Regions from separate parts of the Homo sapiens genome. Here all the other regions are linked to region 6. A link is a loop called in an ENCODE intact Hi-C map of the cell type or tissue named here. Cell type or tissue: mammary epithelial cell. All regions are shown on one strand. Region 1 has its middle 190 kb from the start of RBMS3-AS3. Region 2 has its middle 140 kb from the start of RBMS3-AS3. Region 3 overlaps RBMS3 (RNA binding motif single stranded interacting protein 3). Region 4 overlaps RBMS3 (RNA binding motif single stranded interacting protein 3). Region 5 overlaps RBMS3 (RNA binding motif single stranded interacting protein 3). Region 6 has its middle 340 kb from the start of LINC00693. Region 7 has its middle 79 kb from the start of RBMS3-AS1.

The links. Hi-C counts contacts between places; a loop is a spot of excess contacts. Peaks named below come from ENCODE experiments on the same cell type or tissue, not always from the same donor. Only the 100,000 strongest peaks of a DNase experiment are listed, where the experiment ranks them.
Region 1: a loop joins it to region 6, with 11 times the contacts of the local background. A loop is called at or near these places in 2 of 110 quality-filtered maps.
Region 2: it touches region 6 in a loop (4-fold over the local background); 3 of 110 quality-filtered maps call a loop at or near these places.
Region 3: it touches region 6 in a loop (8-fold over the local background); 2 of 110 quality-filtered maps call a loop at or near these places.
Region 4: a loop joins it to region 6, with 4 times the contacts of the local background. A loop is called at or near these places in 5 of 110 quality-filtered maps.
Region 5: a loop joins it to region 6, with 3 times the contacts of the local background. A loop is called at or near these places in 3 of 110 quality-filtered maps.
Region 7: a loop joins it to region 6, with 3 times the contacts of the local background. A loop is called at or near these places in 4 of 110 quality-filtered maps.

What each region holds. Positions count from the first base shown.
Region 1 is chr3:29,089,449-29,093,448 of GRCh38, forward strand. It overlaps the pseudogene MESTP4. Among named protein-coding and RNA genes, the nearest start is that of RBMS3-AS3, 190 kb to the right of the region's middle. In mammary epithelial cell, no CTCF peak of the experiment used is centred here; no DNase peak of the experiment used is centred here.
Region 2 is chr3:29,135,686-29,139,685 of GRCh38, forward strand. No RefSeq gene overlaps it. Among named protein-coding and RNA genes, the nearest start is that of RBMS3-AS3, 140 kb to the right of the region's middle. In mammary epithelial cell, a CTCF peak has its summit at 2,045 (motif pointing left); a DNase peak (open chromatin) is centred at 2,106.
Region 3 is chr3:29,333,402-29,337,401 of GRCh38, forward strand. The region is part of intron 1 of RBMS3 (RNA binding motif single stranded interacting protein 3); the gene reads left to right. Among named protein-coding and RNA genes, the nearest start is that of RBMS3, 54 kb to the left of the region's middle. In mammary epithelial cell, no CTCF peak of the experiment used is centred here; a DNase peak (open chromatin) is centred at 2,230; H3K4me3 peaks cover 799 bases; H3K27ac peaks cover 3,216 bases.
Region 4 is chr3:29,693,130-29,697,129 of GRCh38, forward strand. All of the region lies in intron 4 of RBMS3 (RNA binding motif single stranded interacting protein 3), which reads left to right. Among named protein-coding and RNA genes, the nearest start is that of RBMS3-AS2, 52 kb to the left of the region's middle. In mammary epithelial cell, no CTCF peak of the experiment used is centred here; DNase peaks (open chromatin) are centred at 942, 1,862 and 2,642; H3K27ac peaks cover 3,242 bases.
Region 5 is chr3:29,415,260-29,419,259 of GRCh38, forward strand. The region is part of intron 1 of RBMS3 (RNA binding motif single stranded interacting protein 3); the gene reads left to right. Among named protein-coding and RNA genes, the nearest start is that of RBMS3, 140 kb to the left of the region's middle. In mammary epithelial cell, a CTCF peak has its summit at 1,511; a DNase peak (open chromatin) is centred at 1,462.
Region 6 is chr3:28,914,355-28,918,354 of GRCh38, forward strand. No RefSeq gene overlaps it. Among named protein-coding and RNA genes, the nearest start is that of LINC00693, 340 kb to the left of the region's middle. In mammary epithelial cell, CTCF peaks have their summits at 1,894 and 2,459; DNase peaks (open chromatin) are centred at 1,867 and 2,477; H3K27ac peaks cover 621 bases.
Region 7 is chr3:30,010,848-30,014,847 of GRCh38, forward strand. No RefSeq gene overlaps it. Among named protein-coding and RNA genes, the nearest start is that of RBMS3-AS1, 79 kb to the left of the region's middle. In mammary epithelial cell, a CTCF peak has its summit at 2,276 (motif pointing right); a DNase peak (open chromatin) is centred at 2,294.

The DNA.
Region 1 (4,000 bases), 180 kb after region 6:
AAATGATGCTGAATACTTTTTTTAAGCCACATTTCACTGTCTTAGTCAAAGCAGGATTATTAAGTGACTATTTAAAATTCATTTTTTAAATTAGCAACTTCAAGTATGGCAACTTTGAGACTGGAATAAGTATTTATTTTCTGTAAATAAAAATGAATTGTGACAAAAAAAATGACAACATACTAGAATCTCTAGGACACAGCTAAGGCAGTGTTAAAAGGGAAATTCATAGCACTAAATACCCACATCAAACTCTTAGAAAGATCTCACATTAACAGCCTAACTTCATAACTGAAAGAATTAGAGAAGCAGGAACAAACCAGCCCCAAAGCTAGCAGAAGATGAGAAATAAAAATAAAAATCAGGCCAGGCACGGTGGCTCACACCTGTAAGTCCGGTACTTTGGGAGGCTGAGGCAGGGGGGTCACCTGATGTTAGGAGTTCAAGACCAGCCTGGCCAACATGGTGAAACCCTATCTCTACTAAAAATACAAAAATTAGCCGGGTGTGGTAGCAGGCACCTGTAATTCCAGCTATTCGGTAGGCTGAGGCAGGAGAATTGCTTGAAGCTGGGAGACAGAAGTTGCAGTGAGCCAAGATTGTATCATTGCACTCCAGCCTGGGGTGACAAGAGCAAGACTTTGTCTCAGAAATCAAAAGTTCAACGAACCCAGGAGCTGGTTTTTTGAAAAAAAAAAAAAGTAGGCCACTAGCTAGACTAATAAAGAAAAAAAAAACAGAAGTTCCAAATAAACACAATTAGAATTTTGAAGGGAATGTTACTACTGACCTCACAGAAATGAAAACAACCATCAGAAACTACTACGAACACCTTTACGCACAAAAACTAGAAAACTTAGAAGAGATGGATAAATTCCGAGACACATACACCCTCCCAAGACTGAGCCAGGAAGAAATTGACTCCCTGAATAGACCAATAATCAGCTCTGAAATTGAATCAGTAATAAATAGCCTAGCAACCAAAAAAAAAAAAAAAAAAAAAGCCCACGACCTGATGGATTCACAGCTGAATTCTATCAGATGTACAAAGAAAAGATGGTATAATTCCTACAGAGACTATTCCCAAAAAATTGAGAAGAGGGACTCCTTTTCAGCTCATCCTATAAGGCTAGCATCATCCTGATACCAAAACCTGGCAGAGACACAACAAAAAATGAAAACTTCAGGCCAATACCTTTGAATAATCGAAACAAAAATCCTCAACAAAATATTTGCGAACTGAATCCAGCAACACATCAAAAAGCTAATCTACCATGATCAAATAGGCTTCATCCCCAGGATGCAAGATTGGTTCAACATATGCAAATCAATAAGTGTGATTCATCACATATACAGAACTAAAGACAAAAACCACATGATTATCTCAATAGACACAGAAAAGGCTTTCAATAAAATTCAACACCCTTCATGTTAAAAACTTTCAATAAAGTAGGTATTGAAGGAACATACCTCAAAATAATGAAAGCCATCTGTTTATTTAGTTGATACTATGTGCTGGGTATATTTCTAAGTGTATGGACACAGCAGTGAACAACATTAAAACAAAGCAAAATAAAACTAAAATGTTCCTACTCTCAGGGAGAGTTTAAGGAACTTGCCTGAAGTCACAAAGCTCCTAAATGACAGAGCTGGAATTGAAACCTAGACTGTGTGACTCTATAGCCTATGCTCTTCACTACTAAGCTGTGGTGCCTTTCTTTTAAAAAATTAATTAACTTTATTTTTAGACCAATTTTGGTTTTACGGAAAAATTGAGTGGAAATTACAAAGAATTCTGAATCCATTCACTGCTCAATCATGTTTCTTGACTTTTGATGCAGAAAGCAATGGAAAATGAATAAAACACTAGTATACCTAAAGAAAATCCCCTCCCTTTTCTCTGTACTTGCATTACAATAAAGTAAGTGAAAATTTCCATCATCCTAAGTTATTCATTCATTCTTTCCACACGTACTTATAGAACCTCTCCCATGTGTCAGGCTACTCAAAAAGAATGATGAATAAACTGACATGAACCCTGACCTTATAGAGTTTATGGTAGAATATAAACCTTGGCGGAGACAATATCGGAAATGAATGTCTAATTACAAAAGACAGAAACATTAAAAGACAATGTGGCAAACAGTTTTAAAGTCCAAGTTCTTTTTGAGGGAGTAATAGTTCAGTGACACCTGGAGGATGAAGAAAAGTTAACCTTGCAAAGAAAAGAGGAAAGGACATTTCAGGGAGGGGATCACCACACACACAGTTACTGAGGAGGTTAAGAATTCGAAGGTTTCAAAGTATAAAGAGCTGAGTTGGTAAAGGAAATGAAAAATGACTGGACTGAGAGATAGGAAAAAAGCCAGGAGAATTTGTTGTCACAAGAATCAAGAGAAGTATGATCACATAAGGTCAAGTAAGTTTAAGATTTTTTAAGAGGTCCATTGGAGGATGTTTGTGACCTTTCATTTTTTGATATCAGCATTAACACAAGGGCTGTTTTAAATGGCTTTCTAAAAAATTTCAAGTGCATGTTTTCCTATCAAGAACTGTGTTCTCAAGGTTCTGAGTAAAGAAGTGTCTAGTTAATGGCCGATGAGAAAGTCATCATAGGTGTGTGTAGATAATATTTAAAAGCAGTTGAATATGCAAGGAAGAGAGAACAGTCAGTAGAAATGAAGGTGCATTCAGGGAGTTCTTCTTTCCTTTGCTTGAGACCAATTAGAGAAAATTAAAATGCTGTTTTCAGAAATCTAACAGAGAGGGAGAGGCTGAAAATGCAAGTAGGAGGAGATAACTGAGGTGGTAGAAATGTTAGTATCTGGATAGCCATACAGGGAAAGGCCTCTGCTAGAAGAAGCCTCACTTACTCCAAGGTTGTTAGAAGGAAAAAGAAAAGATGAGCAAAGATTTAGGTCAGTTGTATATTTGATGACAATATCAATTATGATTTTTAGGAAGCGTGCAGTGCACATTTAATATAGAATGAGAAAGGGTAGGAGTTGGGGAGAAAGAGAGGTCAGGTCCTTGAAGTCAGTAAAGGATGGTTGTGGAGAGTGGGAAAGTGAACTTAGAGAAACGGTAAGTATGCCAACCAGTGTTGGGTAACCACTTGAACTAACAACCAGGAATTTATAGTGAGATCAGCAAATTAGAATCGAGTTTCCTTGGGCCTAGAGCTGAAATGGGAGTAGTTTACATACAGTTTCTCTCTCAAATATCTTGATATTATATCCAGGGCTGGTCCAATGTTTCTACAGTTATTAAGAGCCCAGGCCCATTCTGTTTTGGCACTCTGCTTTCTCCATCATTTGACTTCCATTTCATGGCAAAGATGGTTTTCTGTTCCAATCAGCAAGAAGGGGAAAGAGACAAATAGAGTACATCTACCCATCTTTTAAATTTGTCGGCGAGTGAGATGATTGAATTAATCACTTTGGAAACTGAGCAGGTGAGGTGTTGAAAAGTCTAGGATCAGCTGGGCACAGTGGCTCACACCTGTAATCTCAGCCCTTTGGGAGGCCGAGATATGGTGAAACCCCATCTCTACTAAAAACACAAAAATTAGCCAGGCATGGTGGCACATGCCTGTAGTCCCAGCTACTCGGGAGGCTGAGGCAGAAGAATCGCTTGAACCCAGGAGGCAGAGGTTGCAGTGATCCGAGATCATGCTACTGCACTCCAGCCTGGGTGACAGAGTGAGACTCTGTCTCAAAAAAAATAATAATAATAATAATAATAATTCTAGGACCTTACTGTGGGAATGAGGTGGCAGGAGAAAAAGTCATTGGAGATGAGGAAGTCAAGGATGGAAAATCCAAATTATTAGTGTTATTCCTGTGGAATATGATATCCAGATTGATAGCCAGATTTAGGGAATAGAGAGACTTGTGCTGTTCTTCGTAATTTTTTTCTTAATTTCTATTTAAATAGCTTTGAGGTACAAGTGTTTTTTGTTATGTGGATGAATTATATAGTGGTGAATTCTGAGATTTTT
Region 2 (4,000 bases), 220 kb after region 6:
GAAATCGTGTCCTTTGTAGCAACATGGATGCAGCTGGAGTCCATTATCCTAAGCAAATTAATGCAGGAACAGAAAACCAAATACTGCATGTTCTCACATAAGAGGGAGCTAAACATAGGGTGCTTGGGTCATAAAGATGATAACAATAGACACTGAGGACTACTAGAGGGAGGAGGGAGGGAACAAGGCAAGGGTTGAAAAACTGTCATGTACTATGCTTGGTACTGGGTGATAGGATCACTGGTACCCCAAAACTCAGCCTCACACAATGTACCCAAGTGACAAACTTGCACATGTACTCCCTGAAACAAAAATAAAAGTTGAAAAAAACACGTAAATTAGTTAATGAGAAATGTTTTAGTTACTGGATAGTAAATATCTTAAAAAATAAAATATAACTTCAAAAATAAATTAATAAAAGCACTCTTTTCCATAGCATCATCTGCTTAAGGCAGGTACAAAATAGTATTTTATTGGTCCATTTTCTTTTCTCTGATTAAACTTTAATTTCCCTTTCAATATTTTTTTAAGAGTTTGGTGGGTTGGGGGAAAAAGAAACTTTAATGGCAAATCTATACCACGTATGCTTTGCATGAAATGTAAAAGTCACCGGATCAGGAATGAAGTTACTGAAAAACTTGAGAAGTGTAAGTGACATTAATCACCTGGCCTGACCAGAGAATACTGAGAAAAACAACCAAGAAATTATGAAGAGAAGAATGAGCCTCTTCAATGAATATCTTAAAAGTTCGATGTATTTCAGATAACCATAAGCAGATCATGGTTAAGACCATGGGTTTTTGAATTCCACAGCTATGAGTTAGAATCCCAGCTCTGCCTTTTATTAGCTGAGTAGTTTTGACCCAGCTCTTTCCCCACTGTCCCTTGATAATAAGGCAATTTCATAGGGTTGTACTGAACATGAAATGATATTAAAATTCATATTACAACTCTTTGATTAAAAAAGGGACTTAAAAATAGTATGAGTAATAGTCAAAGTTGTTATGGATATGTTATGATTGCTGTTATTATGTAGGGCAGACTGACACAAAAGCAAGGTTGACAGCAACCTTCATGAACCTTGCGTGCTAAGGTTGACAAAACTCCATGAAGCTATTCCCCTAAAAGTACTACCACCTCCACCCCAACAACTCACCACCTGCCTCTATTGCCTGAAATTCTACCTTAAAAGACTCATTAACTTTACCTTAAACATTTTATATTCTAAAATGGAATGATCTGGAAAGATGTGATTCATTTTTTAACTGATATATATAGTTCTATGGGAATTAGTTAATCAGATTCTGAGTGCAGATTTTAATAATGAGAAACTTGAGAGTTCTACATCCTGAAGGGGTCAGTGAAGAATTATATTATCTTGGAGTATTACTGATTTGGGAAAATTACAGAACAATGGTAGCAATGAATAAGAGTGGTTAGGAAGGAGACATTATATTAGAATAGGGAATTTGTCATAAGAGCTAAAAACAGTAAATGTGAATGGCAAAAATGATTTATAGAGAAAAATGTATACATTGTGCTATGCACTCAGTAGGAATAAAGTAGATTGTTAAATCTCTGAATTCAGGAAAATAGATACTGTGTGGAAATAGATACCTGCGGTAAGGCAGGAATATGACTGGAGCTCAAGAAAATGAATCAGAATACTGGTTTCATCAGGACATGCTCGCTTGTCACTGGTCCTGGAGCTTCCTCCTTTTGATAATGCCATTTTAAATAATTTTTAAAGGAATAAAAATTATTGAAGTTATTAAAAAGCCCCATAGAATCATATATAAAAGGCCAAAAAACATGTGGTCTGGGAAAGGCAATTGTATTATAGACAGATATTGAAAGAAGCTGGAGTGTCTGAATTTGGATTGCAATAAAATTAATTTTCATGAAACAGCATGGTCCAGAACTTCTTGGAGGTGTTGAAGACAAGTTGTCTCTTTTTTCTTCATCCACATCAATGCAAGTAAATTAGATGTACTTAGTGTGCTTCCCCTTTGCCTCACGTTTGCCTCACCTGCTGAAACAGGAGGCACCAGGAGCTCCTTCTTCTGGTGACTCATGTGGACTGGCTGATGATACTGGGTTTGTGTTTTCAGCCACACAGCAGCTTGTGTCAAAACCTGTTTCCCACTTGCTTGTAACCATCCTGGAAGGAGTGACACACCCAGTGGGGTTAAGGTAATCAGAAATGGAGAGCACAGCAAGGATGTCTCCAGAAGAATGATGAAAATCTAGAGGTTTTTTTTTATGTTTCTTTCTTTCACTTTTGACTAGCCACCCCTCTAAACTCCAAGAGTATCATTTTATTTGTCTCAGTAGTACATTAATCAACAGTTGCTGAAAGAAGATTACATTTGGTGAATATTCAAATACCTAATTAGACTTCATAATATTTATATTAGAAGGTTGGGAAAAATAGAAATAGCAAGTAAAGCTTAGTGCTTTAAGGAATCAGGTCACAATTGGTTATTCTGTAAGGCTGATCCTAGTCTACCTGCTTTCTTTCCCACAATGAATAATGATGACCCAATTAATCTGAAGACTGTTGTTCAGATTTCTTCATCCAATGATAAATTTTAGTAGTACAAAACTAAAACCTCAAGATTTGTTATCCATGAGAAAGACCAGTCTTAAAACTTAGCCACCTCTTGATTACGCAAGAACTCATCATTGCACTTTCCTAGTGGCTTTTTGCCACCCTCTGTTTTTCTCTCCTGTCCTTCAGATCACTTGCCTTGAGCTATTTCATCCCTGATTTGCACTTTCACTAAAAGATGGATCTCTAGAGAAATTAAATTCAAATAATTCATTTTTATTGCTTATAGAGGAGAGTTGATAGGAAGTTGAAATGACAGAAATGAGATTTTAAATCTCTTCTATAAGTTTCATTTATTCCATCCATGTTTATTGATTGTCTACTGCATAATAGGTACAGTAGGGGATAGAGAGAGCATAAAGCACAGTCCTGCCCTCCAGAAGACTTTTATCCCAAAAAAGAGGAGTTCTGTGCACAACTCATACCATCTTAAATCCCCACCTAGAAAGGCTGGTATAAATAAATATGCATTAAAACACAGCTTTACCACCAGGAAGTTAGAAGTGTCATATAAATAGCATGCAAAATAAATAGTAAAAGAATTCAGTTTAGAAAGAAGCAAGTTTAGAGAGTGTGTGATCAGGGAAAGATTTACTGAAGAGCTAACATTTGTCACAAGTTAGATTTCTAAGAACATAATTCCTGTAGTTATTTCAAATTCCAAAATTATTATATATTGATTATACAATATTGGAGAGTACAGAAAAACATAAGAGAAAAAAACTATCCAAATTACTCATAATCCTACCACCTAGTGAGATATCATTGTTGGTTTTTTGCAGCATATTGTTATAAGCCTTTTCCTTGCCTTCATGCATAAGTGTGTTTGTATGTGATAATCAAGATCTTGACAAGAAACATATGGAAAGGTCAAATTATACAGCTGGGTAAAACACAAGGAAGCCACAAGGGGTGGTACAAGCATCTCCAAGATTAAAGTTGGTAAAATGGGACAAGTTCAACTCAAAGTACGAAAGATGACAACCTGGTAGAATTACATTCAGTGAGTTCAAGACCCCTTAACGTAAGTGAAAAGGCCTAGGCAGGCCCTTTGGTAAATTTTGGTTCACATTTTGACTCCAGCACCAACCAACTGTGACTTTGATCCAAGTGACATAAAGTTTCTTGGAGTAAAAATTAGAGACTTTATGTTGAAGAGTGCTTTGTACAGCATCTAATGCGTATAGGGGCTCAATAACTGGTCATTACTAAGGAGAATAAATGGTGACTGTGTCTTAGACCCTGTTTTATAGGAAATTGGCCCAATTAGCACATTGCCCAAGCAGTGTTGTAGGTGTCAAGCAGTTGAACAACATTCATGCTTAATGTTTATCATGCTGGATAGATGGGTTCCGCTAAAAAAAAAAATAGAAATAAAATATTTATTTT
Region 3 (4,000 bases), 420 kb after region 6:
AGACGGTGGCTTAACAATTCATGGGGCTTGATAAAAAGTATAATTTAAAAAAAATTCCACTGCATTAACCCATTCTTCTTTAACTCTAAGACCAGACTGAGGGAAAAGTAAAACAGAACAAAACTGCTTTCAACCTACAGGGCAGTTTAAATTTTAAATTTATAGTGAAGCTACAATTAAGGTGATTTAGTATAGTCCCTATTCTCAGTTAACAACTTCCCTTTGGAACTAGGGTGGGTAAGTCTTGAAATATTCAATAAAGAGCGATCCATGTGACTAAGTTGAGTCGCTGTGTCTCCGTTGCAGCAGTGCAATGAAGCCTCCATCTGGAATGAATTCAGCATCTTTAACAAGTAAGAACAGGGATGCAAAGTTGTCTTTGTTTTCTTAGTAGGATTAGGCTATGATTTTTGATATGACAGACAGTTCTTTATAGGATACCCTGAAAATCCTATTTAGTATTTGTTTATGCAAAGAAATTTCTTGTTCAGTGGAGCAAGAGTCAAGAAAATATAGTAAGACAGAATGGTTAAGTGCTCAGTACTTCCATAATTAGAGAGATCTAGACTTGCTTGTATCTAGCGTTATGACCATAGGCAAAGCTGTACAATTCATACAATTTCTATGTTTTATTTTCCACATCTGTACAGCGGGACTATACTAGAGAGTTGATGTGAGAGTGAAAATTTAAAAATTATGTCTAAAGGGCTTATTAGCTTAGTACCCAACAACTAGCAAATGTTTCTTAAAAATGGTGCCTGTGAACAATAACAGTAAAGTCATAGTTGTTGCATTAGCCTTTTGCTTTTATTATACATCATTACTATTTAAGCTTTTCACAGTTCCGTTTGCAATACACATATAACTTAGTCCTGTAAGTTCATTCCAAGATTGAGAGTTAAGATGTCTTTACAAATATGAAAAAAATGAAGAGGTTAGTTTGCTTAAATTACTTGCTATTCCTAATTTTGATCAAGTGTTTTCTTAATATTTTGCATTATTTAGTAGCTAATTTTTCCCATCCTAAAAGTATGTTTGTAAATACTCTCGTGTCTCTATATTTTTAAGAAACAGTGTTCTGTTTTTATATTAAGCTTAATAGTTTAATTTTTTTTTGCAGCTGTGAGGCAGCAGATGATAAATCAAAAACTAATATTTTCAACTATCTCAAAAGATAAAAGTCTGACACACTAAATATGGACTAAATGAGGCTTATGGATGATTTATTCTAATTAGATATAAGGTAAATAAATGCTCCTGCAGTTGTGAATTTTATTAAAGTCAGGACATGTCGTTGTTCAGGCTTTCCTGCATTGCGCTTTAAAGAATCATTTGAAAATATTTTGGGTCTGCTGTTGCTGAGACAATATGGCTTGGCAGTGTATTGGTAACTTAATAAGCTCACCACATTTGTCATGCAGAAACTGTTCTTTATATGCAAAGCTGTCAGACAGATTGAGTGTATAATTCTTCTTCGCATGAAATAATATGATAAAACTCCAGTATCAAATTGAATGCTGTACTAGCGTTTGGAATCTTTCATGCATAGGTTGGAATTGTTTTACAATGGAAGCATTGTTTGATGACAAATACTCTTTTTGTAACATTCATCAGTTATGTTTTAATAGCAGGCATTTTCCTCCTGACTATAGGTCTGCCTTTTTTGCTGTTAACATACTGGAAAATGAAGCCTGCTTCTCAGTTATGTTTGACATTTTTTTTTTAATGGTTAACTGCTACAATTAGACTGCACTGTCAGTGTTGTAGATGTTTTTGTTCTTCCTACAAAAGACTATCCTATTGGATTTTGCCAGTTTTATGATAGAGCAAACATTATTTACTCCTTCCTGGTTTTGATTCAATCTCCAATGATAATGCGTACTGATACAATATTTTAAGTCTCACTTCATCACAGAAGAGAATTGCCTGGTATGTGCCCATATAATGCCTGTTGGTGCAAGCAGTGAGATAATAAATTAGCAGAAATTATGCATATAGTCCACGTGGCACATTCTAGAAGGTTAAGCATTTATTTTGGTCCGTGGCAGATATGCTCAAAGAACTCCCCTGCCATGTCAATTTCAAGGGTCTAAAAGGGAAAGAAATTGCTACAAATACATACACAGCAAATGTGCTTAAAGCAGCTCTTTGCCAAGCAAGTTCCTGTTACAGAGTGGCCTGGTGCCAAAGCTCTTCTAAGCACTCTACTGCTACTTAATGTATTTGGTATGTGGGAGAAACTCGTAACTCTGGGACTGCCCAGTGTACGGCGTCTGTCACGTCTGAAGTGTGAGCATTCCAAAGGCTCACAGCCACCCAGCTCAGAACTCAGCGGGGAAGACAGGAACAGGGGTCAGCCTGAATAGAAAGAGACTAAAAGATACATTTGTGAAATTTGTGAAGATATCTTTTTCTCTCTTCCCTCCTTCCTTTTTCCTCCCTTCCTCTTAATTCCTCACTTCCTGCCTCCCTCCCTCTTTTTCATTTTGTTTTTTATTCTGTTTTGTTTTTGAGGGGTACTCTGTTCTAAATGTATTCAAATGATTATAAAATATTCATGGCAATTCTTAGGACTGGGCCTGGCGTACCTTAATTTTTCAACTGATCAGCCTTTCCGGTTTTTCTTAACAAAGGAAAACCAGATCTTTTGCATCCCATAACTTCGTAGCAAAGCCTCCATCTGGAATGAATTCGGCATCTTTAACAAATATGTGTTCTCTATTCAAAAACTATCTAAAAATAGTTCTCAAACAAGTAAGAAAAAATATTTTGACATTTTCTTCATGTTTTGGGTGGTAAGCACAGTTTGAAACAGGCTTTCTGTTAATTTTCATAGGCTTAGGAGTGGATGTACTTTTGTGTGCATGTACAACATATTTTGCTCAAGGATGCTTTCTGATCCAAACTATACCATGGCAGTTGTGTTTTTTTGCAAGGCACAATTCTTAACATGAGTCAGCTTTTCCATCAAACTCAATTACAAGTATTCAAAGTAAAATGCTCAATCAAGATCTACTGACACATGCCAATATTGATTTTGCTTACGTAATTTTAGATGAAAAAAAAAACCATAATCAACCTGTGAGACGGTGTTTGTGGCCTCAACCCCAAAGATACTGATGGCAATGACTTTATTGCGGAACGAAAGGATTACTTTATAGGAAAGCTGGGCCCCTGTAAGAACAGTATCACTTCCTATAATTTATTAATCAGCTACCATGTCTTAGGCATCATGAAATGAAATATACATATGTGAATATTCTTATACAGAGATATATCTTGTCATTTAATCCTAAAAAGATATTATTAGTCATTCTATAATGAAAAAACTGAAGCTTGCAAAGTTGAGCAAATTGTCAAAGGTAAATTGGTTAAACATTCCAACCCAGGCCTGACACTGCCTGCTTTGCCATCATGTTTTCCTTTTGGAAAGACAAAAAAGACAATATGTTGATTTTTGGGGGTCAAATTCATATTTAAACAATTACAAATAAAATTAAGTCAAATTCCATGTACCTTCTCCTATTTCCTAGACTTCTAATACTCTTTGGTCTTTTAAAGTATACAGTTTTAGCAAATCTGAAACGGTTTTTTAAAATGCTCTAATTATAATTTCATTGTAACATGCTTAAAATTCTAAAATTAACTCTAGAGTATTTATATACATATAATATGGTTAATTATTCTTAACCCCCACAGCTTATCCCTTTTGTTATTTTTTAAAGATGATTTCACTTTAAAGTTGGTGCTCATTTATGGAAATATTTGTAAACTAATGAATACATTGCTATCACTGGAGTAATTTCTAGCACCCAACATAATGTCCTTGGGATATTTGATACAAAATGTTAAAAAATTATCCCTATTGATCAAAATTATTTTTCTATATGTTACCATATAGGTACTAAAATAGTACCTATATGGCCCTAGTAATCTGTAAGATTTAGGAATATATGGCTGGATGCAGTGGCTCAAGCCTATAATCCCAGCACTTTGGGAT
Region 4 (4,000 bases), 780 kb after region 6:
ACATTATGATATCTGATAGAAATACAACACTCTTCTTTACATTTTTTCCCCAAATTTTAGAATGAATTAAAGACAAATACCCATCAGAAAACATTCCTTGAAAATGCATAATTGTGATGTGTGATGCTGTACAGAGCAAATTCAGACTAATACATAGACCTCAAATTCATGACTATAATTTTCTCTGGATAGTTAGAAAGATATTTTAAGGTGTTTCATGCCTGAGGAATAATGTCATTATTGAATGCATATACATACATGGATGCCTCTGAGGATGTCCTATATCTAATAAACAGCCCAAGTCATGGGCAAATATATATCTTATAAACAGGGGGATGGGAAAAGCATGCCAATTTATTTCTATTGAGCTAAAATTTAGGGTCCACATTTATTTATTGACTATGATCTTGGGTAAATGACTGAGTTTTCTTGTGTCTCAGTTTACTTATTTGTAAAATAAATCATGTTACTTCAAAAGATTATTGCAAAGATTAACTACTATTAGCATATAAGAAAGCTTAACATACTTTATTCATACAGTCATTCTTCAGTTTCATAAATGTGCCCTTCTCGGTAGAGAAATGGGTAACATCAGTGAACTAGGTTGAGACCGAAGCTGTACATAATGATAATTTCAATGATTTGATCAATAATTTCAGATTGATTTTTGTTCATCCTAAGACAAAACTTTGAATTCTCTATCTTTTCTGTTTGTCCCCTCTTAGCTAGGTTGGAAATACTACTCTTGTTTTGTTCTTTAAAGGCAAATAGTAAAATGTTTATCCATTATTTTTCAAACACTGATTACTGTAGACAGTGTCAACATGATCAGTGTTTGAGTTTTAAAGCAATAGTTGAATCAAGTTGCTTCACAGTGGTTTCTTCAAAATACCACAAAATGACAGGAACACTTACGCAGTGAACACTTGGATTTGCTTCTTGATCCTTGGTATTTGAAACATGTATGGAATGCATCCTCTGTGTCAGCCAAGACAGCCTCTGGAGAGTGAGGCAGGTTTGTGTGTTGAGGGAAGGGGGTGTGCAAGGGGGTGGCCATGGCTACATTAGTTGCCTCTGCTTCTGATATCTGTTTTTCATTACATTTTGATAGATTATGTCATCTTTTTGTCACATACATTTTCACCCAAGTCTGGAACTATATTTCTCTTTCATTTCCAACTTACATCCTCAAAATCATTCATGGAAGCCTTTGTCTATATAACAAATTTCTCTACTATTTTGAGGGAACATGTCCTATTGTAGAAAGATAAACCTTTTACAATTGTTCGTCATAAGAGGAAATCTGCTTTAAAAATATTTCATAGGGCTGTCTTACTCTTATTCCTAAAAAAAGTTATTACTGTAGAACTAGTTAGCAAGAGTTACTCTGTTCTGGGTTACTTGGGATTCACTGTTAGCAAAGACTAACAATTAGTTTGTATATCCGTATATGGATGTAGGTGGTCACAGTAATTTCCTGCTTGATTTTTTTTGAATTCCAATTAATATAGGAAGTTTCTGAATTTCTAGGTATTTCAGGATTTGCATATACTTAGAGTTCAATTATGTTTTAAACACATTATCTGTGCAAGTGACTGTCCTAAATGTTGTGGCTAAAGAGGAGGAAGCATAAAAAAATAAAAAAAATTAAAAACTGTTCTTACCCATCTCCCACCCCAGCCCCAAATTTTAAAATCTAGCAAAGTAAAAAGCTGCATGCAAATTTTTTTTTAAAAAAAAAATACAAGGCAGATTGTTTTATATTCATGTAACAATTGTCAGGCACAGGAGCCTAAGCAGACACATTCCTGGTGTGGTTATTCATAACTTAGCTAAGCAATGTCTGCTATTTATCACTGCACTTATAGGCTGGTGAGAGTCTCTCATTGCCCACTGCTGAGTCACTCACCTTTTCATTTTGAAAGCAAGTTTGGCCATTTTTTTTAAACAACACTTTTGCTCAAATAACATGAAAAATTCCAAGTCCCTTTGGAGTTTTACTCTTACTACTACTGTAGCAGTTTGTTCATATTAGGATCTCGCAGACTATCTAGAAGCAATGAATTATTATCTAGTCTTGCAAAGATCTAGTATAAGAAAGGATAAATAAAACTAACAAATTTTAAAATGGTATGAATTCAGGTTTTGTGACTTTTTCCTTATTAATAAAAAAGGATTAGTGATACTAATGCTACTGGATTTGTAGAAAGGTTAAATGTAAGAATATGGACAATTGGTTGGAGACATGGTAGGCATTCCACAAATGTAAGCTCACTGCGAACTTCTTAGAACTCTGTGTAGAGTATGTATTCCTATGTTTGTTGAGGAGGGGCATTTTAGTTAATATATAGATCCTACTTTTAATTATTATTTTCACTCTTTAAATGTTAGTTCTTCACTTCTAGAGTTGTTATTCTGTTGGCTTCTCATTTTTTCCCCTTTTTTTCTTCCAAGTGCAAAATTTTAAGTGAAATCTCAGGCAGCCCTCATTTAACAATTTCATGTGAAAAAATAACCATTGTGAACTCTCAGAGTAGTAATTACAGGAAGTTATGAAACTTTGCTAACTTTTACTAACAGATAAAGCATTTTCTTTTGATTGTTAGGAAATCGTGTGTGGACAGCACGGGAGAACACACTCTGCCTGTACACATTGCCAACTCTTGCTTCATTGAGTTTCACAAACAATCCCAAGCTTAATTTTAGCCAAAAATGTAAACCAGTTCCCACAGTAAAAGTTGTGCTAATTTCCAAGTTGATTTTTATTTCTTTTTCATTCCTCTGTTGTTTGAACTGGTCAAATTGAGCAGTGAGATGGCCAAGGGACAAAGGGTAAGGCCAGGGGGGTCACTAAACCAAGACCAGGCTCTAGGATTTCAATGTTTCTTTCTTCTTTCTTGCCGTCAGTAAAGATCCCCTAGGCATTGACATTTTAAAAACTCTCCATGTCTTCTGTTAACTCCCTTAGGATCCTGATCTCTGTAACAAAGATGGATGGTGACACTTAATTATGGACACTCACAGGCATCCAATTCAAGCAATCCTGGCTTCCAAGCCCAGATCTGCCCCTTACTAGCAGTGTGACTTCACGTGAGTTAGGCTCTCAGTTTTTTTCATCTTTAAAATGGGGATTATATTTCCTGATTATAGTAGCTGATTATAATACAGATTATGGTGCCAATCTCAGAGGTAAGATAAATGCACTTAGCATACAACATAGAACACAGTAAGTGCTGAATAAATGGTACCTGCCATTATTATTGCAAGCTAATTAAAAACGATCATTTGTACTAAATTATGTTTTATTCAAGGAAGGTAATGTCATTCCTCACCAATTAATCATTTGTTGATGAAAGGCCCTTGAGTAGCAATGTCACACACTGTATGAGAACTGGAAAGGATAGATCTTTTGTTACATCAGCCACCCTGTCTCATAGATGACTGCTGGCTCCTCTTTTCTGCACGAAGGCCAGAACATGAAAAGTTAGATATTTATAAAATTGCTCAATTCATAATATTTGAGAGTTGATGATAATTTCTGTTTTAGCTCTTGCTCCCCAAGGAGCAGATGCTTCTGGGGAGGTTCAGGAGCACGTGAAGAAACAACACTGATAGATGGCGATCGGGACAAGAGCACCTTATTAATTCAGCTACCACTGTGGGTGACTGCAGGTCAATACCCTAGGGCAACTCCAAGAGCCAGTGTAGGGTACACATCTTAGAGTCATCATACACAAGGGGTGAGGGAGCTAGGTTATTTATACACCAACCCCTGATTGACTAGTAAAATGTCTCCCCTGGTCGTTTGGGTTTTTTTTAATTTTTAATTTTTGTAGGTACCCCTAGTAGTTGTGATTTCTCCAAAACTTCTAACTTGCTACAAAGGAGGACAACAGAGATTATCCAGCCAGAGAAGTTCTTACATAAAGAAATGCAGGGCCTGTGTGCTCAGCATGGTAAGGACAAGGTAATATAAACAGGCACAAAAAGCATTTGTTTT
Region 5 (4,000 bases), 500 kb after region 6:
GAGTAATAGGTACTCAGGCGTGCATCAGGAAGCAATCGTTTTTCTTTTTCAGCAAAGAGCATTAAATTATTATAAATTTGCAACAATAAATGGAATAGCTTGCAGGCACAAGACAGTAAATTTATGAACATTTGAAAATAGAAATTTATTTTTGTGTGCTAATGGTCAGGGAGACTGTGAAACTGGCCCAGAGCCCTTGAATGTCAGTCTCAGGAAGGTGATCTATAGACAGTGAAGAGAATTTCAGGATTGCTTTTATTAACATGGGGATGAAGTGTGAAAATTAATTTTTGTTGGGGGAAGATAAAGCTTAAGGCTGCATGTGGGATAGATTAGAGTACTTGGAGCTTGGGAACAGGAAATACAATTTGGAGACAGTTACCTTAATCCATATGTGAAGTGAAGTGCTCTGAATAGAAATAGTAGAACGGATGGAAAAGGCAGATGTGGGAGACACTGAGAATGCAGCATAGGCAGGACTTGGGGCCTGGCTAAGACTCAGTCATGACAATGAAATTTTTTTTTTAAATGATGTATCCAGATGTTAAATTATCAGTATACTGTATATCTGTGGAAAATGATTGCTGAGTTCAAGTGAATATTCAAGGCATAATGTAGGATGAAATTTTCATGCCATGATATAACACTTGGAAGTACCCTTCAGCATGTAGAGCCATCAGGAAAAGTGTCCAAAAAAGGACATGAAGGGGCATGGGCTAAAACACATTGTAGACAGAAAGAACAAGTGGAAACGCATAGGAAAAGCATGGCCTCTGACTCATTCCTGTGGACTATTTAGAATTAAACATCTGTTGCTTTCAACTTTCTTGGTGCTCTCCCTATTTACCTTAAGTCATTTAGCTCTATCACACGAGATACTTACATCTGAAAATGGAAGATCACCTCTTGATATGACAGAGAGATAGAATTTTCAGAACACCTCTTGGTGTGTGGGAGAGGTGGAGAGATGGAGGTGTGGCTGGAAATGTGAGATAGTGCAGGTTTGCCTAGAAGCTGACAAAATTTAGGCTTTAGGGTCCCTCCTTTTCCCCAACCTCTTCTATAATCTTATATCTAATCCTGTATAATCATTTTGTATTCTTCTCAAAAATGGTCAATGGCCATCCAAAGTGTATAAAATTTAGATCCCACAAGATCCACATTCTTTCCTTAACTGGCAATGTGTTTCCATGGTTACATGGATTTGGAAAATTTGTAAAAGAAATGCATTTTAATCACAACTGGTCCTTGTCTCTTTTCACACTAGTTTCCCTATTTGCATTTTTTTTTTCCTTGCAGTGGTGGCAGGTATTTTGGAATTTAGCTAAGGGTAAGTTGGGTAAGAGATGCATTTATTTTGAATTCAATAGGATCCATCTTTGTGTTATTGCTAGCTGTTTTGTGGTCTGAATGGTTTCCAAGAATACTCATACTCCTCACTGTACCAGTGTCTTGGGCATTGTGGCAGGAACGTGCTGGGCCAACTCAAGGTTCTATTGTGATAGGAATGTGGTCTCTGGTGCCCAACACTGGAAGGATGTGGGAAGTAGAAGAAAAAATCTGAAGCCAGAAGCGAACTCTGTGCAAAATTCATCCACATTGTTATGCCCAAATTTACTATCCTAACCTTCCTACCATTCTTACCTTATAACAAGTTATAAGCTATTACCATTTATGAGTTGTGAAGCTGAAGAAAACATTTCTGAACTATCACTAGAAAAAAAAGTGCCTATCAGCTGTTAGAGGACAGGCAGAATTATCTGTCTCTAGATAATTCTCCCTGGAGAAAATAGTATGAAATTACTCTCATATAAAGAGACAATCAAAAGGTTTGCAGCAAAAAAGGAGAGGGGATTATTTCTGAAGTGTGTCAGGGAATTAATATTATTTTCTACATTTTTTATTTTCATGTTGTTCTTCAGCTTTTTAATATTAGTGATATGTTGAAATTTCGTTTTTATTCTAAACAAATATTCATTTTTTAAGTAATTTTATATTTATAAATTTTATTCTTTTTTTAATGGGTCTCCAACATTGTATAAACTTAAGGCACAACAAGACCTGAGTTTGTCCTTGGGTTCAGGGGACACCTTAATTTTCATAATCAAGTATGTAAACTTAACCTCTGGCTCATCCATGCAGTCCACGTAGAGTTAAATATCTGTTGCTTTCAACTTTTATGGTGTTCTCCGTTTTTACCTTCAGTTAGCTCTCCCTAATATTATCTTAATTCTCTAATTATTATAATTTGGGAATATCCTATGGGTTTATATTAAGTGGAATATATTGGTATCCCTTAGTATGCTGTACCCTAATTCCAGTTAAAAAGAATGTCCCCCTTTCTGCATAGCATAGTATTTGAGAAATATATTTAAACAGACTTTTAAAACTGTTTCAAAACAGAGATATGTGGTTCAAAACAAAACAACAGTGGAATATACACCAAAGTCGGGAATATCTGAACATGGAATATTATTCCATTTAGAGAAGTTTGAGAATTTAAACTAGTTTCATTTCAGAAAAGTATTTTCAGAAGTGACACAATCCGGTGAAATAAAGTATATAATCAGAAGTGTATAATCTACTGACAAGGAAAGGAATTGTCTATCGTTTATCAATACTCTATTATATTTTGGTAAAACAAATGTAAACATTATTTTTACTCCATCTCATAATGGAACACATAAGATGTGTTCTTGACTAACAGGAAGACCAACCATTGGAATTTAAGCTTGTATAATAGGCAAAATTATAATGTCAGTGATTATTTTTCTAGTTTTCCCCTTTGGGTCTTCAATAAAAAATAATCTATATCATTAGGCAGGGATGAGATATTGATTGGTCACTAAAACTAGCACATCAGCTACAAACATAACTTTCACTTTCTTCCCATTCATAAACAAGTCATTATTTGACCTGCTGGGATGTGATAAGAAGTTCAAAGTAAATGGAACACACTAGGTCATGCCATTCTCAGTCTTCTAATCAAGATAAAATAAGTGCAGAATATACTTCTTTTTTGTTATTATCTGTGTCATTGCGCAAAATTGTAAATTGGGTCCAGGATAGAAACTGGTGGCCAAAATTAGAGGTGTGTCTATTTGTCTCTCTGAAATTGCTAACATATGACACTAATTGACTTTGTCAGAATCCTCAGTGCTAAATGAAATTAATGACCAGTGGAATCCAAATAAATAAAAGGAAATGTGCCTTTGCGTATAGCATAGCCAGATTCAGGATGAATAGACAGTCAATGTTGCAGAATATTATAATACTCCAAAAAGTGGTTCTTGGCCAATGGTGGGTGTGCTAGAATCTCACTCTTCTGCATGACTAAACTGGGAGGATTTCGGCATTAAAAAAAGAGCTCTGTCTCTGTGATGTAGTGTATACTTTGAGAATCTTTGCTTTCCTCTGCTGAAATAAGGACATAACTCTAGAGGGTGCCTATTTTCATTGGGTGAAAAATATTCCTTTGCTAAAAAAAGTCTTTCATATGAGTCTACTGATGGATCTTAATTCATTTGAGTAAAAGCCACCATGCTAATAGCAAAAGTCCTATGTTGTTAGTCCTTCTCTCATTTTATTTTTATCTGTATTATTACTAAAGCAGTTTTCTCCCATTACTGCAAACCACAAGGAAAAGCAATCAAATTGATTACATTTATTGTCTTCGAGAACTCCAGTTATAAAACTAGACCATTCCATCATTCTATTCATTGTGATACTTAAAACTGTCACTCTGGGTAGTAAAATGTGTTTTCCTTTATTATAAAGAATACAGTTTACAGTAAAATAACTGGACATTCTCACAAGAATTAGCATTGGATGCAGGTGCCATTTTTTCCTGTACTCTATGCTTGATCAAAAGGCCAAGAAGCAATCTCCTATACTCTTAATACAGGTAAGTATAGACCATATTTCAGTATTCCAAGTTTATCTATTTATCTTTTCTTTGCTTTCTATGCTGTGCTGTGTGCTGAGAACTCTGTATTAACCC
Region 6 (4,000 bases):
CACAGGAGCCGATGTTCCTACCCTATATTGTTTTTCTCAGTTCACACCAGAGTGTGGTATTGAGCAGATGTTCACTGATTCAAGAAAAGGGTGACTGGAGAATTTACATACAACTAACAGAAATCTCTGATGGTACTGGGCATATTTGTCTTAAGGGAGAAAGATTTTAGGGACACCCTGATAATAATCTTTCTATATTTAAAAGGCTTTTATGTAGAAAAGAGAATAATTTTGTATTGTTCCAACAGGTAATAGAAATTGTTACAAGAATGGGGAATTCAATTCAGCATGAAGAACTTTTTAACTATTAGAACTGTGTGAAATTAGAGTAGAAAGCCTTAGGAGGCAATGAACACCTGTGATTTTGAATATTCAGGTGTGTAACTGACAATGCTCTAGGTAGGTATTTTTACATGGTGGTAATATTGAGTTGAATTAGGCAATCTAATGACTTCTAAGCCTAAGGTGTTATGAGCTTATAGGTTCTGTTTGTCTTTACTTTTTAACTCCAAAGGCAAACTTTTAATATCTTAAAATCACCCTTCTTATATTATAAGATGTCTGGGTGAAGATAGTAAACAAAACTATTTAGGGAAGTCTAAATGTATTTGGCTTGCTATTCTTTGACAAATCTTAGCTGAAATTGACATTAACCATGACATATATATGTTATCATGCTCTATCTCTATTTATGATTGTTGCTTTGCACTGCTGTCATTCTTCAGAAGTTTCTTTCTTTTGACTTTCCTTAGAATTAGCTTTAGCGATGAATGAAACTTCAAATTTGTACAGTTTAATATGCTTTTAAATAACTAGAGTAAGACTTTTATATTCTCATTTTAGGTATTATGCAGACTGTAAATGCAAATTTTTACAGCCTAGGTGTGTAGGCAATGGGCAAGTTTACAATCTGCATTAATACTATAATTTCAGCTACATTTATTAACACCTACCCTTTGTGGGACAGACTTATGATCACTTCATGTGCTTTATCTCATTTAATCTTTACAAAAATCCTCTCATATAGATAACACTCTCATGTTATCAAAGCTTTAGAGAATTTAAGTTATTTATCCATAGTGATTCAGAGCAAAAGCTTTATAGCACTGTACCTCATATTACTAGAGAGTAGAAAGATTTATTTTGAATATACAAGAATCTGCCATTCCATTCCACTTTTTCCCTTTTCCAACCCAGAATCAGATACCTTGAAAATTCCCTTTTATACTTTTCTTTTTTCCCCTACCAGCTACACATAAAAAACAAAACAAAACAAAAAAGGAAAACAAAAAATAAATTTCTGTAATCATTTCTTCTACCCATCCTATTAACAAGTTTTAGTCCTAAACATTTAGGACTGCTTCCAAAAGTTAAGTGGTTTTTTTTTTTTTTAATGTTCTACTTAGTTGAGGCTAAACTGTGCCATGTCCCAAACCATCATCCTTACAGTGTTCTTAAAATGTCTCCAAGTCTCACTTAAAACAATCAATCAACTGGGACCATTCATTGGAGTCCACAGTGGGTAGATCCCTGACCTAGTTCCCATGGAGAGTAACCAAAGAAAAGGAAGACTGCCAGCTCACTGAAACACAAAGAGACATAAGAACACATTCAGAGGGATACATGGAGCAGGGATGAATTAATCGAACGTTAGGGGGTCAACCAGCTTATCTGTTGTATTTCTATAGGACATTGACTACCATAGCTGAGTGTATTATTAAAACTTTTTCAATGCAAATATTATAAAAGGCATTCTGCAGTGAGAGCAGATTCCCTGACTTTGTATTCATCCTGTCCATGCAGGATTAGTCATTGATTTCAGCAACAAGGAGCACATACAGTATCTTTACCTGCTGCTGATTGCCTCACTTTCGTTCACCGCACAGACCATAGGAGGCAGCGACGTCACATAGTGGGATATGTTAATCCAACCAAGTCTCTAAATACACAGCCAAGCTTATTGAGACAGAGCTGTGACGTTCCTGGAACAATTTTTTAATCCTGTTTTGTTTATATGAGTGAATTTGCTTTCCTCGTGGATAAATCCTTTGAGAGCAACTCTCATTGGATGCCCTATTGGAAAGGGGCCAGCTTTGGTATCTAAATCCTTAGTTCTTTATTAGTTTGGGAACCATAAAAAATACTTTAGACAATGAAAACTTCTCTCTTTTTCCTCTCCATCTCTCTCCCTGCTTTTCTCCTTCAAGTATATGCACAATCATACTATTCCTCAATTAAAATGGAGTTTGGCGTAAATAAATAACTTCTAAAATCATAGAATGGGAAAAGTCCTCTCTATCCTAGAATTCTAGGGAGAATAATTATAAAAAAAATACTTTAGTACATGAGTACTCTGAATTTCAACTGAAATGTCTTTAGCTAGAAGTCCCATGCATGTTCAGAGAGACGATTATCTGCTTGGATATAGGGCTTGGCAGAAATCACTTTTCAGTTCAGACATGGGATGGCGACAGAGTCTCATTAGGCTAATTTTATTTACAGGGCAGCCTGGTTTCCTGTGCTGTGAGCTGGGTGCTTATTCAGCTGCCTTGGCTTCGGTGGGCTTGCCGCACAGCGTATTTTTGTTTCCGAACTATTTTGGCCCTGGAAGGATGTCTGGCCTCGTTTCACTTTCGGAACTCTGATGAAAGCCACAGAAGTTTCCAGGGAGCCTGAGCAGGCTACTTGTGGGGCCCTTCCTCCTACAGCGTAAATGGCTACTGGAGGGTGACTTATGATCTGGGAAGAGCCCCTGTATCTGGAGACTTTCACCTTTGCAGAGGAAAGAAATTCTCGCTATAGGTGGCATTGACCTCCCTGTTCTGCATCTTCAAGGCAGGACTTAAATCCCGGAGGGCCTTCGATCTGCTACTTTACTTATTAGTATGGGTAGATGTGGGGTCTTATTATACCCTCCTCTGCCAACGCAGGATACTGCGTGTTAGTACTTATTACAGAGGGTGTGAGAAAAACGGAACAAGAATCTCAATTTGACTTTGAGGGTGCTATTATTGTTTTTGCTCCACGTGTTCATTCAAATACTAATATACTCACACATTAACAGGGTACCTACACACATATTCTCTCATGTATGCATCACAACACATGGCTGAAGGAGGGAGAGATGGTGATGATATATGCCTATTTTAAAGAAGGCTCAGAGGGGCCAAGTAATTTATGCAGGTCACACAGCTCAGAGTGCTAGAGCTGGAGTTTAAACAGAAGTCTGACAAATGATCATTGATTACCTTTTTTGTGACTCAGAGAAATGGTCTTAGCCAAAATTAATATGTTTGTTATGTTAATCTTCAGAAATTATTAGTCACAATAAACATTGTTCACATTTTGAAAACAATTATAGAATCGCATTTGCTCAGATCACAAGATGATACTGATAATTGCCGAGAAATCAAATCATAACTAAATTTAAGTTTACATGTTAACAAGGAAAATTAAACATCCTTTCAAAATGTTTGCAGCAGATAAAGTTATATTTTATGTTAGGTGTAGCTGCATTGAATATGCTGTAAATGAAAGGGATTGAGTTCTGCTAACATAAAAGTCGGGGGGCTTACAAGCGTTGGTTGGTTCTGAAAGCTGATGCATTTTCACTTTAGGACTGTGCAAATGTACTTATTTATGCATATATAGCCATGAAGTGTAACCAGGGCTAGTCCCAAACTAACTCAGACCATCAGCTCCCTTTACCAAGCCCATGCTATCTCTGAGTGTATTAAGGGCTTTGCTTATGTTATGTTGTAATTACTCATCACTAACAAATAGCTTGTAAGGTACCATTTGCCTGATGAAGACATGCAGAACCAGAAAGTAAGACATTATTTTAGAAACAGAGAAATGACTTGGAGCGTAGGCCTAACTCAAAAGCCCATGCTTGTCACCTAAATCTCCCAGAGATAGAGCCCCAGGCATTTAGCAAGATCTCTTGCTCCTAAAAGCTGCCTCCATGTGCCTTCCAACCCTAGAGCTTCTTAAGTATTGC
Region 7 (4,000 bases), 1.1 Mb after region 6:
AAACCTATTTTTCCAGACCAGAGTAATCCAAGCTAGCTTGGAGCTCATATTTAAGAGCCAGTAATATCCTGTTCTGTAATAGTCATTTGCTGTGTTGTTCAAAAATATTCCATTCTACTGTAGAAGACAGGAAAACAAAGGGATACATGAAATTCCTATGATGTGTTAAACAACAAAGCGACCCTTAAGACAGAAAAGCTAAGTACAGCATGTGAGTGTGAACAAAAATAGAAAGGGAAAGAAAGACCAAGAAAACACTATATGTGATACACTAGATATATATATATATATGAGAAAATTAAGCATTCACTATTCATTAGGTCTTAATTTGCTCACTCTTTGTTGCCTTCCATTCTGGTACCCACAGCAGCTCATCAACCTAATTGGTGAATTTCAGTGGTTTGCCCCTGATTGTCTTGGAGGGAGTAAGAATGCTCCACTGGCTCCCTCTTTCATTGCTCAAAACCCAACTCTGGTATAACACACCATCACTGGAGAAGGATGATGTGGCAGAGGGAAAAGGAGTATATATACCAACATTGCAGAACATTCAGCTAGTGTGCTTCCACCCCTCTCGCACTTTAACCTCAATGAGTCAACCTACCCCATGACTTTCACCTTGTTTCTTTTCTGTGTATTTAAAATTGATTTAATAAGCCCCGTGCTTCTAGCATCTTTATTGGTCTGTGAGTCTTTCTGTTCTATGACTTCTAGTATAATCTGCATAACAGTGTAGTTGGAAGCTACCACTACATCAAGGTGATTTCCCACATGGCATCTTCTTGCTTTAGAATACATGCACCCAGGGGAGGCTGTGGAGAAAGCTCTCCAACCGGTGCCCAGGCTCTAAGAATATGTTGTGTATATACCATTTCCCTTTCTGAACATCAGTTCACATTGTACTGGCAGAAGAGAAAACTAGACGAGAAAACTGGAAGAATGGATTTATTGGATAGTTTAAGAAAGTAAGTGTGGAACAAAGATTTTTTTTTTTGAGACGGAGTCTCGCTCTGTCGCCCAGGCTGGAGTGCAGTGGCGCGATCTTGGCTCACTGCGAGCTCCGCCTCCCGGGATCACGCCATTCTCCTACAGGCGCCTGCCACCACGCCCGGCTAATTTTTTGTATTTTTTAGTAAAGACGGGGTTTCACCGTGTTAGGATGGTCTCGATCTCCTGACCTTGTGATTCACCCGCCTCGGCCTCCCAAAGTGCTGGGATTACAGGCGTGAGCCACTGTGTCCGGCCTGGAACAAAGATCTTGAACTTAGTTTTACCCACTGCCTTTGTTCTGTTTGGGCTGTTGTAACAAAATGTCTTGGATTGGGTAATTTATAAACAACGGAAATTCATTGCTCACAGTTTTGGAAGCTGGAAAGTCCAAGATCAAGGCACCAGTTTTGGGGTCTGGTGAGGGCCTGTTCCTCATAGATTGTGCTTTCTATGTGTCTTTACAAGGCTGAAGGGGCAAACAAGTTCTCACAGGCCTTTTCCATAAGGGCACTAATTCCTTTTATGAGGGCAGAGTCCTCATGAGCTAATCATGTCAAAAAGCCCCCACTTTTTAATACCATCACCTTAGGGGTATTTCAACATATGAATTTTTGGGAGACATAAACATTCAGAACACCACACCCATGTTCTATCAAAGCTTTCTTTTGATAGAAATTCTTTTTTGTTTATTTGTTTAGGATTAAAAAATAATAGTACTGCACCACCACCCAATATGCACAAAAATTTTGCTTCAAATTGCAAGACATTTTGGCATTTCCTAAAATGTACCTAGAGGTTTCTGGTGAAGAACCCTAGGTTACAAGGTATGAACACAGCAGAATGAAGACTAGGAAATGAAGAAACAAACTACATTTATTATGTGACCCTCGTACATAAAATAATCATGATTTTCTGATCTCATATCTATGCATTTTTTTACTGTCTAATAATTTATTTTCTCCAAGAAGAACAGAGTGAATTGTCAATTCTCAATAGTTCTAACAAGGTTTATGTTCCATTATGCCTTTTTTAATTGATGCTGATGAAGATAACATTTAACTGCTGCTTTCCAAAGGCAGTACAATGAAAATATAGCTCAAACTTAATCTCTGAGAATTTGATTATTTCTGGATTTTTTTAAGGAGTGACACTTTCAATAATGATAAAAGTCTCTCTAATATATCAAGAGACTGTATTTTTATTTAAATCTTTAGAAACAAAGGGAGATAGCTTTCTCACCCATGATCTTTAGGACGTTGTTAGGTTACTATTGTGGTAAAATGGTCACCAGGTGGCGCTGCTGTATTAGTCTCTAGTGGATTCCAAACCCAAATCCCAGGTTCTCTATTCCTACACAAAACCAGTAATGTGAGATAAGGCTGTTAAGAGAAAGAATCACTATTAACTGGGCACTCACTCTGTGCCAAGAGCTGCACCAAGTGCCCTCACATACTTGAGTTCATACAACTTTCACAAGAGTGCTCTGAGACAGGGATTGGAAAATTGTCCCCATTTCCCAGATGGGGCTTGGAGAGTTGGGCAACCTACCCATGGACCTATACTTAGGAAGGGCTAGAGAGTGCTTTAAAAATACATTCAAATTCTCAACCCCTGGCTTCAAAAATTTCTTCTGAAATGACTTTGGGAAATGCCAATGGGGAAGGCAGTTGTTTGTGTGTGTGTGTTCTTACTTGTTTGTTTTTAATCAGCATTTTTTTTTAATAGATTGCCTCACTTGGCCTGGGATTTGTGATTTCTGTAGAAGAAGGGCATTGGACACTTATTCTAATCACCTTAGTGACAAAACTCAACACAATTCACATTTTCTGTTCCAGAAATAACTTGCTGTTTCAATCTTTTCTGTATTTGAGTCTGTCTGATTTACTCTAGAAGGAAAGTACTTGTCTACCAAATAGATAGGTTTAACTTTTCATTGACTCATTCATTGAACAGTTTCTAGCAAATGGACCCTCCATAAATAATTTAATGATGCCAAAAGAGAGTAGGCATTCTTGTTTGTAAGGTATTGTATTCTAGTAAGTACCAGTTTGTGACATTTTGGTGTGAAATAAGATCAGAGAGTTTTGTGGGCAATATGTTTAACCCTTGCTGCTGCTTACTCCCTAGTTCAGCCCCTTAACAGAGTGTCTGTTATCTTTTTCCCAAGTGATCTGGGACATTTAATTCTTTTGACAGCAAGGAGAGTGGAATATGCCATTCTAAGTTGGACATAACTTTTCAAAGTTATAGGACTTGGCCATGTTTTCATGGTACAGGCAAAATCCACACACAGGATCAGCTAAGTACAAAAGCCAATGATTTTCCTCCTAATAATGCTGAATCTATTCATATGGCTTGAAGGAATGAATTGTTTGCCCAAAATAACTTTTCTATTACCTGGCATTTCACCATTATAACTTTATTCTTAGAGATAGATAACAAAATATTAGAAAAAATACCAGGCAAGCAGTGAAAAGAGCTTGGATTTTGACTTTAGGTATACCATCTGCAAAATATTTTTTCTTCCTTTCTGAATGTCAGGTTTTTTATGTCTCAAAATACATATCTTTTATTTCTCAGAATGATTATGATAAAACAGGCAATATATATATCATGTGTAAATGCTCTAAAAATTATCATCAATCAAGTGTTATGCATAATTTTAACTGTTTAGTTCTGATGTTTCTCTTTAAAGATGTTTTTATGAGGGTAACTCCTGAGAGTTAAAGACAAGATTAATATCTAAGAAGATGAAAGGAGGCAATGGTAGAACCAAGGTGACACTTAGCTACTTTGCAATGCTGCTCAGATTCTGGAGGACACAAATGCCAGGCTTGAAGCCACCAGCTTCCAGGCCACAAGAACAAGAGAACACAGAAACATAGCTGCTGGTTGAGCTAAATTCACCCACGATTTTGAATGATAATCCTATTTTATCATCCAATCACCAGACACGCTCTACCTTCTTAGGACTTCCTACATATCAGCATATAATCTAAAGGCAGCTACT